Linked DNA regions of Homo sapiens: region 1 is linked to region 2. A link is an interaction called in ENCODE POLR2A ChIA-PET data of the cell type or tissue named here. Cell type or tissue: GM12878. All regions are shown on one strand. Links, peaks and the distances in the headings refer to the core of each region. The heading gives the core; the rest is flanking DNA.

Region 1 (5,383 bases), core at 95-5,094, 250 kb before region 2:
AGGACTGAAGTGTAGTGGCATGATCTTGGCTCACTGCAACGTCTGCCTCCTGGGCTCAAGTGATCCTCCCACCTCAGCCTCCCCAGTAGCTGGAACTACAGGCAGGTGCCACCACACCCAGCAATTTTTTTTTTATATGTTTTTGTAGAGACAGGGTTTTGCCATGTTGCCCAGGCTGATCTTGAACTCCTGAGCTTAAGCAATGCATCCACCTCGGCCTCCCAAAGTTCTGGGATTACAGCGTGAGCCACCTCACCCATCATTATTTGTTAATATTTAAGTGTGTTTTATGGTTCAGATAAATTCTATTTATCTGTCTTCGAATTCCCTGATTCTTTTGTCTGTCATCTTCACTTTACTATAGAGCCCATTCAAAGAAGTATTTTAAAATTTTTCTGCGCTTGTATTTTTAAGTTCTATATTTTCCATTCAGTACATTTTAATATAAGATCTATTTATTTGCTGAGACTTCCTGAAGAGAACTTGTAATGACTTTTGAAGCATTTTTATGATAGCTGGTTTAGAATCCTGTCAGATAATGCCAGTATTTGACTTATTTTTTTGTTGGCATCAATTGATGATCTTTTCTCATTCAAGTTGTAATTTTCCTGGTTTTTGGCATGATGGGTGATTTTTTATTATATTCTAGACATTTTTCTATTACATTAGGAGCATATTACTTAAATCTTTTAACTGGCAGTTACCTTGTTTAGGTTTAGTGTGCAGGTCCTGGGCTAATTTTATGGGCTGTGGTTCCAATGACATTTTTCAGAGCGCTTTCAGTGTTATTTTGGTCTGCTTGGTTTATCTGATGCTGCTGAGGCTCCCACTGGTCCTTATTGGTGCTGCTGGAGGGAACAGAGGTTCCCCAGGCTAGACCACCAGGTGTCTCTCAGTTGGGGAGATGAGACTCAGAGCCTTGAGGATGAAGATGTCTCCCTGGCTGGGTGCTTGGCAGGATCCCCTTTGCTTGTGAGGGACAAAGACTGCTTCCTGGGCCCGGTGCTTGCTGTGGTGGGACCTTGCCATCTCTGGGTGGGGGAGAGGAGTCTCAGGCCAATGGGAACACAGAGGCTTCCTGGGCTGAGCCACTTGTGGCAGGGTCCCTCTTGCAGGTACCACCTGGTTATCTTGGTATCTCTCAGTGGGGAAGGAGACTATTTCCCATGGCACTTGTTAGCAGGACTCCCAACCAATCCCCATCTCTGGTGGTGCTGGCCTCACCTGGTGGTATTGGAAGGCTCCTGTTGGATCTGGGAAAATGAGCCTACCAGGGCTGTCTTCTATTGCTGCTTCAAGAAATGCTGGGCCTGGGTCAGTGTCTTCTGTTGGGTGGAGAGTAAGATACCCTGCCACTGTGTTGTTTCTCTAGTTCCAGGGTCTCAAACCAGTTTGCCTTCCTATTCTTAGCCTTCAGAATTCTTCTTTGGTCGCCTTTTGAGTTATTTCTAGGGTTTATAGTTGTACTTAGTGAAGAGGAACAGGGAGGAATGAGTCTACATCATCTTATCTGGACCAGAAGTTTGGTTTATTTTTATTTTTTATTTTTTTTTAGAGACACAGCCTCGCTCTGTTGCCCAGGCTAGAGTGCAGTGGCATGATCCTAGCTCATCGCAGCCTCAAACTCGTAACCTCAAGTGATTCTCCCACTTCAGCCTCCCGAATAGCTGAAACTAATAGGCATGCACTACCATGTGTGGCTAATGTATCATTTTAAGTAGAGATGAGATCTCATAACTTTGCCCAGGCTGGTCTAGAACTCCTAGCCTCAAGTGATCCTTCCACCTCAGCCTCCCAAAGTACTGGGATTGTAGCCATGAGCCACCATGCCCAGTCCTGGTTTATTTTTATTTATTTTATTTTTTGAGACGGAGTCTCGCTTTGTCGCCCAGGCTGGAGTGCAACAGCACGATCTTGGTTCACTGCAACCTCCGCCTCTCAGGTTCAAGCAATTCTCCTGCCTCAGCCTCCTGAGAAACTGGGACTACAAGTGCACGCCGCCACGCCAGCTAATTTTTTGTATTTTAGTAGAGACCGGGTTTCACTAGGTTGCCCAGGCTGGTTGTGAACTCCTGAGGTCAGGCAATTCACCTTCCTCGGCCTCCCAAAGTGCTGGGATTACAGGCATGAGCCACCGAGCTCAGCCTATTTTTATTCATTTTTAATTGTAGTTTAAAAAACCCACATAAAAATTAGCTAGGCGTGGGGGCACATGCCTGTAGTCCCAACTACTCAGGCGGCTGAGGCAGGAGAATAGCTTGAACCCAGGAGGCAGAGGTTGCAGTGAGCCGAGATCGCACCACTGCACTCCAGCCTGGGCGACAGAGTGAGACTCCATCTCAAAAGAAATAAGTAAAAACCCCACATAATATTTACCACCTTAACTGGCTTCAAGTGTACAGTAGTGTTAAATATATTCACATTATTGTACAATAAAGCTCCAGAACTTTCTTATTTTGCAAAGCTAAAACTCTTATCTCCATTAAACAAAAACTCCTTATGTTCTCCTCCACCCAGCCCCTGGCAACCACCATTCTATTTTGTTTTTATGAATTTTATTACTTTAGATACATCATGTAAGTGGAATCATACAGTGTTTGTCTTTTTGTGACTGGCTTATCTCACCTAGCATAATGTCCTCAAGGCTCAACCATGCTGTAGCATGTATCATAATTTTCTTCCTTTTTAAAGCTGACTAATATTCTGTTTTGTGTATTTACTATAGTTTGTTTATCCATTAATCCATTGATACTAGGGTTGCTTCCATGTCTTGGCCATTGTGAATAATGTTGAAACAAACACTGGTGTGCAAATATCTTTTCAAGATCCTGCTTTCAATTCTTTTGGGTGTATACCCAGCATTGGGCTTGCTGAATCACATGGTAATTCTGTTTTTCGTTTTTTGAGGAACTGCCGTACTGCTTTCCATAGCAGTGGCACCATTTTACATTCCCACTGAAGTACAATTTTTCCACATCTTTGCTAACTTATTATCTGTTTTTTTACAGTAGCCACTGATGGGTGTGAGATAATATCATTGTAGTTTTTATTTGCATTTCCCTGATGATTAGTGATGTTGAACAATTTTTCTTATGCTATTTGCCATGGTTAGTCTTTTTAACTTTAGATTTATAATAGCTGAGTAGGTGAGTAGTGGTATCTCATGGCATTAATTTGCATTAACCTAATGACTAGTAATGTTGAGTATCTTTTCATATGCTTATTTGCCATCCATATATCTTCTTTGGTCAGTGTCTAAATCTTCTGCCCATTTTAAAATTGGGTTGTTTTCTTATCGTTGAATTTTAAAGATTTTTTTCTTTTTTTTTCTTTCTTTTTTTTTTTTTGAGACAGAGTCTCACTCTGTCACCCAGCCTGGAGTGCAGTGGTGCAATCTTCACTCACTGCAACCTCTGCTTCCCGGGCTCAAGTGATTCTCCTGCCTCAGCCTCGCGAATAGCTGGGATTATAGGCACCTGCCACCATGCTCTGCTAATTTTTGTAGTATTAGTAGAGACCAGGTTTCACCACGTTGGCCAGGCTGGTCTCAAACTCCTGATCTCAAATGATCCACTTTCCTCAGCCTCCCAAAGTGCTGGAATTACAGGTGTGAGTCACCACACCTGGCTGAATTTTGAGATTTCTTTATTCTGGATTCAGGTTCTCTGTCAGAGATGTGATTTGCAAATATTTTCTACCACTCTGTGGCTTGTCTTTTCAGTGTTTTAATCCATATCTTGAAGAACAGAAATTCTTAATTTTAATGATGTCTTAGTTATCAATTATTTTCTTTTATGGATTATAATTTGTGGGTCCCATTTAAGAAATCTTTGCCTAACCCAAGGTCACAAATATTGTCTCCTGATTTCCTCTAGAGGTTGTATAGTTTTTGGTTTTACATTTATGTCTATGATCCATTTATTTTTGTATAAGATGTAATGTAAAGGCCTAAATTATTGGGTTTTGTTGCATAGAAATATCCAATTGTTCTAACAATATGTATTGAAAGGATTATCCTTTATCACTGAATTCACTTTGCAACCCTGTTGAAAATCAATTGACCATATATGTTGGTTATATTTCTGGACTCCTATTTGTATCTATTGACTGTCCATCTTTTTTTTTTTTTTTTTGAGACAGAGTCTCCCTCTGTTGCCCAGGCTGGAGTGCAGTGGCGTGATTTCAGCTTACTGAAACCTCTGCCTCCCAGGTTCAAGCGATCCTCCTGCCTCAGCCTCCCAAGTCGCTGGGATTATAGGCACACATCACCATGCCCGACTAATTTTTGTATTTTTAGTAGAGACAGGGTTTCACCATGTTGGCCAGGCTGGTCTTGAACTCCTGACCTCAGGTGATCCATCCTCCTCGGCCTCCCAAAGTGCTGGGATTACAGGCATGAACCACTGCGCCTGGCCACTGTCCATCTTTTTTGTTTGTTTGTTTTGAGATGGAGTTTCGATCTTGTTGCCCAGGCTGGAGTGCAATGGCACGATCTCAGCTCACCACAACCTCCGCCTCCTGGGTTCAAGCAATTCTCCTGTCTCAGCCTCCCGAGTAGCTGGGATTACAGGCATGTGCCACCACACCCGGATAATTTTGTATTTTTAGTACAGACAGGGTTTCTCCATGTTGGTCAGGCTGGTCTCAAACTCCTGACCTCAGATGACCTGCCTGCCTCGGCCTCCCAAAGTGCTAGGATTTCAGGTGTGAGCCACCACGCCCAGCCCCAACTGTCCATCTTCATACCAGAATTACACTGTCTTGGCTATTGTAGCATTATAGTGAGTTTTGTTTGGGTAAGTCTTTCAACTTTGTTGTTCTTTTTCAGAATTGTTTTGGTTATTCTAGTTCTCTTAGATTTCCATTACTATTTTAAAATCAGATTGCCAATCTTTACAACACAGCCCACTTAGATTTAGGATTGTATTGTGTTAAATCTATGAATTAATTTGAGGGAGAGCTGACATCTTAATATTGAGTCTTCCATCTATGAACATGGTATATCTTTCCATTCACTTAGGTCTTCTAAGTGTTATTTCTTTTTATAATTTTCAGTGTACATTTTGCATATTTTTCTCAAAGGTATCGCTAAGCTTTTCATATTTTTGATGCTAAATGGTGTTGTTTCAAATTCAAATGTGTCACTGTTCATTGCTATCATATAGAAATATAATTGCTTTTTGTATGTTTATTGTGTATCCTGCAAACTTGCTAAGCTTATTCACTAGTTTTAGTTGCTTTTTTGTATATCCATAAAATTTTCTACCTAATCATGTTACCTATAAATTAAGACAGTTTTACCTTTCCTTTTACAACTGGGATGTCTTTTATTTATTTTTACTTACTACATTATTTAGGATCTCCAGTACAATATTGAATAAAA
Region 2 (5,383 bases), core at 91-5,090:
AAAGAAAACAGCCCCAATGCCTGCCTCAGCAACCTTGACACTTCTTAGCTTCTTCACAAGATGCTTCCTGCAGCCCAAGACCCTCAGGGCAGGTGAATGTCAGCAGAAGCTTACTGGGCCACTTGAATTTTTTTTTTTTTTTTTTTTTTAATTTTAGACAGAGTCTCGTTCTGTTGCACAGGCTGGAGTGCAGTGGCATGATCTCAGCTCACCACAACCTCCGTCTCCTGGGCTCAAGTGATCCTCCCACCTCAGCCTCCTGAGTAGCTAGGACTACAGGCACATGCCACCGTGCCCAGCTAATTTTCATATTTTTTTTTGTAGAGTAGCAGCTTCGCCATGTTGCCTAGGCTGGTCTCAAACTCCTAGGCTCAAGCGATCCTCCCACATTGGCCTCCCAAAGTGCTGGGATTACAGACATGAGCTATCACGCCTGGCCACCACTTGGAGTTTTTACTTAACCCACAACCACTGATTCAAGTGTGACTTCCCCAAGTGGTAAAGCACAGATGCGCTCCTGATGGAGACTTTGATTAGTAAAACCAACCCTAACAGCGTCCGTTCTGGAGGCCAGAGCATGTATCCATAATAGGACATTTAACAGCAGGGGCTACCCAGGGCAACACTTACCCCTCTGAAATTCCAGGCTTTAGGAGAGGGAAACATGGGAAAGTTGTTTTGCCGCTGCCGTTTAGGCCTAGAAGAGAAAAGACAATGTATTCATTATTCAGTGGTTGGATATTCAGAGGAAGTCACTGCTTTCAAATGCAGGTTTATCAAAAAGAGAGATGCCTCAAGAAATGGCCCAAACAAGGTGGATGGAGTTTTCAACAGCTCTGCAATCTTCAGCAGCCAAATTCACCCCAAACTCCTTCTCAGTTCCCCAGCAGGAAAGTCCCAGAGTCCCTTAAAATAGCCCTTCATCTGTATAAAGTAAAATAAAATCTAACACGCAACCTGGATGCAATAAAAAAGTCAGACCAGACTCCCAATCTTTGTCTTGAATTTTCACATAGACTCAATTCCCACATGGACACTATCAGGAGATGTATAGCTTCAGCTCAGCCTGGAACTCTCCCTTGTCACACAGACATGCTGGGGAGTTCCAACAAGGGGTACATTTGAGCTCCAGGTTTTTAAAGCAACCATCAACGGGACATTTAGCCCCCGCGTAACAAGCTGAAACTGGTTTCCTCACCTGTTAACCTCTCAACATGAATCAATTTCCTTAGAGGCAGTGGAGGCAGCTTCAAGACAGACCAGCACAAAGAGACTCCAGGCACACCAGAAGCACCTTATTTCTGTCTCCTAATCAAATTTTGTAGCTGCCAATATAACTACAGGAATACCTTTTTCAATATTTTTATGGATAAATTACTCCCCTAAAACATGTGATGTCTGTCAATATGGATATTCAGATTTCATGTTTGCTGAAAAGCATCTCTGAAAAGCATCCACCTTGGACTTTTCCTGGGGCTTTAGTCACTGATGTACCAAAAGGCTGGCCAGGTGCGGTGGCTCACGTCTGTAATCCCAGCACTTTGGGAGGCCGAAACAGGCAGATCACTTGAGGTCAGGAGTTCAAGACCAGCTTGGCAAACATGGTGAAACCCCATCTCTACTAAAAATACAGAAATTAGCCAGGCATGCTGGTGGGCACCTGTGATCACAGCTACTCGGGAGGCTGAGGCAGGAGAATCGCTTGAACCCGGGAGGCAGAGGTTGCGGTGAGCCGAGATTGCACCACTGCACTCAGCCTGGGTGACAGAGCGAGACTCCATCTCAGAAACAAACAAACCCCAAAAGGTTGGTTACACAATAGTCACTTTTACCTTGACCTTTCTGCTGTAATCAGCAATAATGCAAGGCAGAAAGCATGTAGTGACCAGTGTACAGGCTTTGTGGTATGTTAGAGCTGAGTAAAAATCTTGATTGCTCTACCATACAAAAGAGATAAAATACAAGGTAATTACAATAATAGCAGCAACTAACCAATACTGAGCACTTTAAAAAGCATATGCTAATATTTTACATAGTTAATCCCATGACTCTCACCCTGTGAGTTAGGATGCATTATTGTACCCATTTTATAGATAAGAGCACTGACGCCTAGGGATATTAAGTGCTTTGATTCTGATCACACAGATGAAATTGGGATTCTGTTCTTAGTTGTCTGACCTCAAATACCATGGTGTTTATTAGCGCTGTGACTCTGAACACGAGGCTTAATTTCTTGAGCTTTGGTTTTCTTACATGCAAAACAGGGGAAATAATACCCTCTGTGTTGAGTCAAGATGAGATGAGGACTCTAACTCTGGTTCTGTCATTGCTGTTTTTACCAGCTGTCAGCGTGGTGCCCCTGTCCCCCTTTCTCTCTCAACACCTAGCTCCAAGAACAGCATTCAACCCAGGATGCAGGGCTGACACAGAAGAGCCAGGGCAACTCACCAAAACTATGGGAACTCCCACCTGATGTGCCTTTAAACCAGGCCCCCTCCTGCCTCAACCTCCTCTTCACCCACACGTAAGCAATAAAAACCCAGGCTAATAAGATCGCAAGACAGAGAACATGTGGGTGGTTATTTATGTTTCATACCCTTCTCCATTAAGTTACATGTTGGCCTAAGTCCTTCTGAAAATAAATGTCTGTTTTAAAACAAAATTTTTGGATTTCAACAATACTTCTCCCTGGATACCACTCCCTTCCCTCTCAGTCATAACTGGGCTTTGCTTTCCTAACTATTTGATGGAATTCATTGCTTCTAAAGTAACAATATATACCAGAACATTCTGAGTAAATGTGTCTTTATCTTACATGTTGCAATCCACAGAAGATCACACATAATGTCAATTATCACAATAATTAACACAGATTCAATTACAGATGTGCCCAGGACTAAGCACTTTAGGTACTCTAAGTCTCACAATAATCTTATAAGGTAGCTTATTATGTTATAATGTAAATACATGACATACAGACAGCATTATAACAGTGTTATATAACATTTTATACACAATATATTATAATGGCATTACATACATTTAAATAAATAATCTTACATCATAATTTTATATAACATTATGTAATATGATATAGTGGGAACATTGTCACTACTGCATTTTATAGATGAGATAAACTGAGGCTCAGAGAGGTTAAACCACATGCCAGAAGTCACACAGCTATTTGGTGGCCAATTTGGGATTCAAACCCAGATGTGTCTGACTCCAGATCCAGAGGATGCAGTCCCTCTCACATGAAGAGAAGTCCCCCCAAACAGGGCAAAGCATACCCCTGAAAGAAAGCTGCCTGGGGGTTCCTTGTGGGAGGGCAGCAGCTTAGCAGGGCTTCCCACCATCAGGCCTCATAGCCAAAGAAAAAGCATCAGAGCAAATCTGTCCATTCGGGATACTGTTGGGCAACTTAAGTGTCCCTGTCAGCTGGAGAAGCTGCCAGGAGACCTACCGAGAGAAGGGCTGTCCCTAATTGTTAGCTCCCACCTTCCTCTCATCCCACCACCATTCAGGCTTCCGGTCATTCACATTAGCTACAGTCCCTCTTAACAATTCTAGGCCAGGCACAAGACTCATGCCTGTAATCCCAGCATTTTGGGAGGCCAAGGTGGGAGGATCACTTGAAGGCAAGAGTTCAAGACCAGCCTGGGCAACATAGGGAAACACCATCTCCGCTAAAAATAAAAACAAATTAGCTGGGCATTGTGGTGCCTGCCTGTAGTCCCAACCACTTGGGAGGCTGAGGTAGGAAGATTGCTTAAGCCCAGAAGTTTGAGGTTGCAACGAGCTATGATCATATTACTGCCCCCCAGCCTGGGTGACAGAGGGAGACCCTGTCTCTAAAAATAATAACAAATGTTTGAAAATTATATCCTGATACCATAATAGCCTCCTGATAATTTCCTCCTTCTCCCCAGCCAAACACTACCACCCAGGTGGCTTTAATGCACAGATTCAGGGAAGGAGAACCATACTGATGAGAAGGCTTCTTGATGAAGCTGGTGAAGGATCCTAGCAGCATAAAGTGCACCATCACGGAAGCACCAACACCAGGTCCTCACCAAAGGAGGGGCCTCTCAGTCCTGGGTATATTTCTTCTATTGTAGAAGCAGTATTTTGCACAATCAGCAAAAGTCCAAGTGAGAAAATAGCACTTGATGCTGCAGGTTTCCCAGACACAAAGACACTCAGCTGAGCTTCTGAACAAGGCTTGGAGGGCGTGTCTATCGTCTGTGTCCAGCCCTCAGGCTCCTCATGTGAGCAGGCTGTGCATGGTGTACACACATGGTTACAAAGCACAGCCTTCTGTCTAGGCAGCATTTCCCAGTGTCTCACAGATGTCACAAGGATAAGTATGACCACTTCCATAGAGGGATTCACAGGAAAGCCAGGGATGGGTGAGCAGCAAGAGAGAAACTTCCAAGATTGTTGGAGGGGTTGGAGTTGGGGGGCTGCTATTGTGGAGGGAGGTTACAACCTTACAAAAGGTGGGAAAGAAAAGCCACAAGCTCCCCACCCTTGGGAAAGCTCATAATAGAAATGGAGAAATGCCCACAGTAGCAGAGAAAAATCAGCATTCAAGGTTCAGTTAGGGAATGATCTCAAATTCAAGTGTATGTGTCTGGAATCAAACAGAATAAGGTCAGCAGCAATAGGCCTTAGGGTTAGTGCAGAATTTATTTTCCCACCATGTGAAAACAAATGTGACTGTTTCTCGTCACCTTGAGAAGAGGTTTAGCGACCACTTATACAACAGCTTCTTAGTATGGGTTCAGAATTGAACATGTATTTAGACTGCTCCTGCTGTCTGCGCACTGTGTGGGGCTCAGAACATGGTGTTTAGGGAAGAGCCAGCTTGGGGTTCTAATAGTGGCTCCCTCCCTTTCTTGGTGGGGGACTTCAAGCAAGTTCCCTACTCTCTACTCCCTCTGAGCCTCCATTTTCTCATCTGTAAAGTGGGGCTAATAATCCCTTTTCACAAAATTGAAGGAATAAATTCATGTACTAAAAAAAATGGCTAGCAGGGAGTCTGGCACTTAGTAGGTACTCAAATTAGCTATTATCATTATGAGAAGACTCCTTCTTTAACCCAGTAAGGGTAAATGTTAGTTACCATTATCATTGGTGAGGCTCATATTGGAGGGCCAATGAAATTTACATCTCACTCTTAAGGACTGGGTAAAATATACACAAAAGAAAACAAAGGCTTCAATGTGTTATGAATATTTGTTTTAGATAACAACATGGCCACAAATCTGGACCTGAGGTAACCATGAAAAGAGACTTCTCTTTTCTAATTTCCTAACTCCACTTTCCCTTCTCAAAGACTACCACCTTCGTCAGCAAGTTGTATATGTTTTAAATATTTTAC

The links. ChIA-PET counts read pairs that join two places held together with the same protein. Peaks named below come from ENCODE experiments on the same cell type or tissue, not always from the same donor. Only the 100,000 strongest peaks of a DNase experiment are listed, where the experiment ranks them.
Region 1: POLR2A ChIA-PET joins it to region 2 with 6 read pairs; 4 of 35 experiments call an interaction of 5 or more read pairs at or near these places.

What each region holds. Positions count from the first base shown.
Region 1 is chr3:56,710,682-56,716,064 of GRCh38, forward strand. No RefSeq gene overlaps it. Among named protein-coding and RNA genes, the nearest start is that of TASOR, 30 kb to the left of the region's middle. In GM12878, for the core only: a CTCF peak has its summit at 886 (motif pointing right); no DNase peak of the experiment used is centred there.
Region 2 is chr3:56,958,193-56,963,575 of GRCh38, forward strand. ARHGEF3-AS1 (ARHGEF3 antisense RNA 1) reads left to right here. Exons shown (of 3, transcript NR_046572.1): 3 at 2,388-2,662. It also overlaps a transcript of ARHGEF3 not described here. Among named protein-coding and RNA genes, the nearest start is that of ARHGEF3-AS1, 21 kb to the left of the region's middle. In GM12878, for the core only: no CTCF peak of the experiment used is centred there; DNase peaks (open chromatin) are centred at 1,085 and 2,219; H3K4me3 peaks cover 744 bases; H3K27ac peaks cover 393 bases.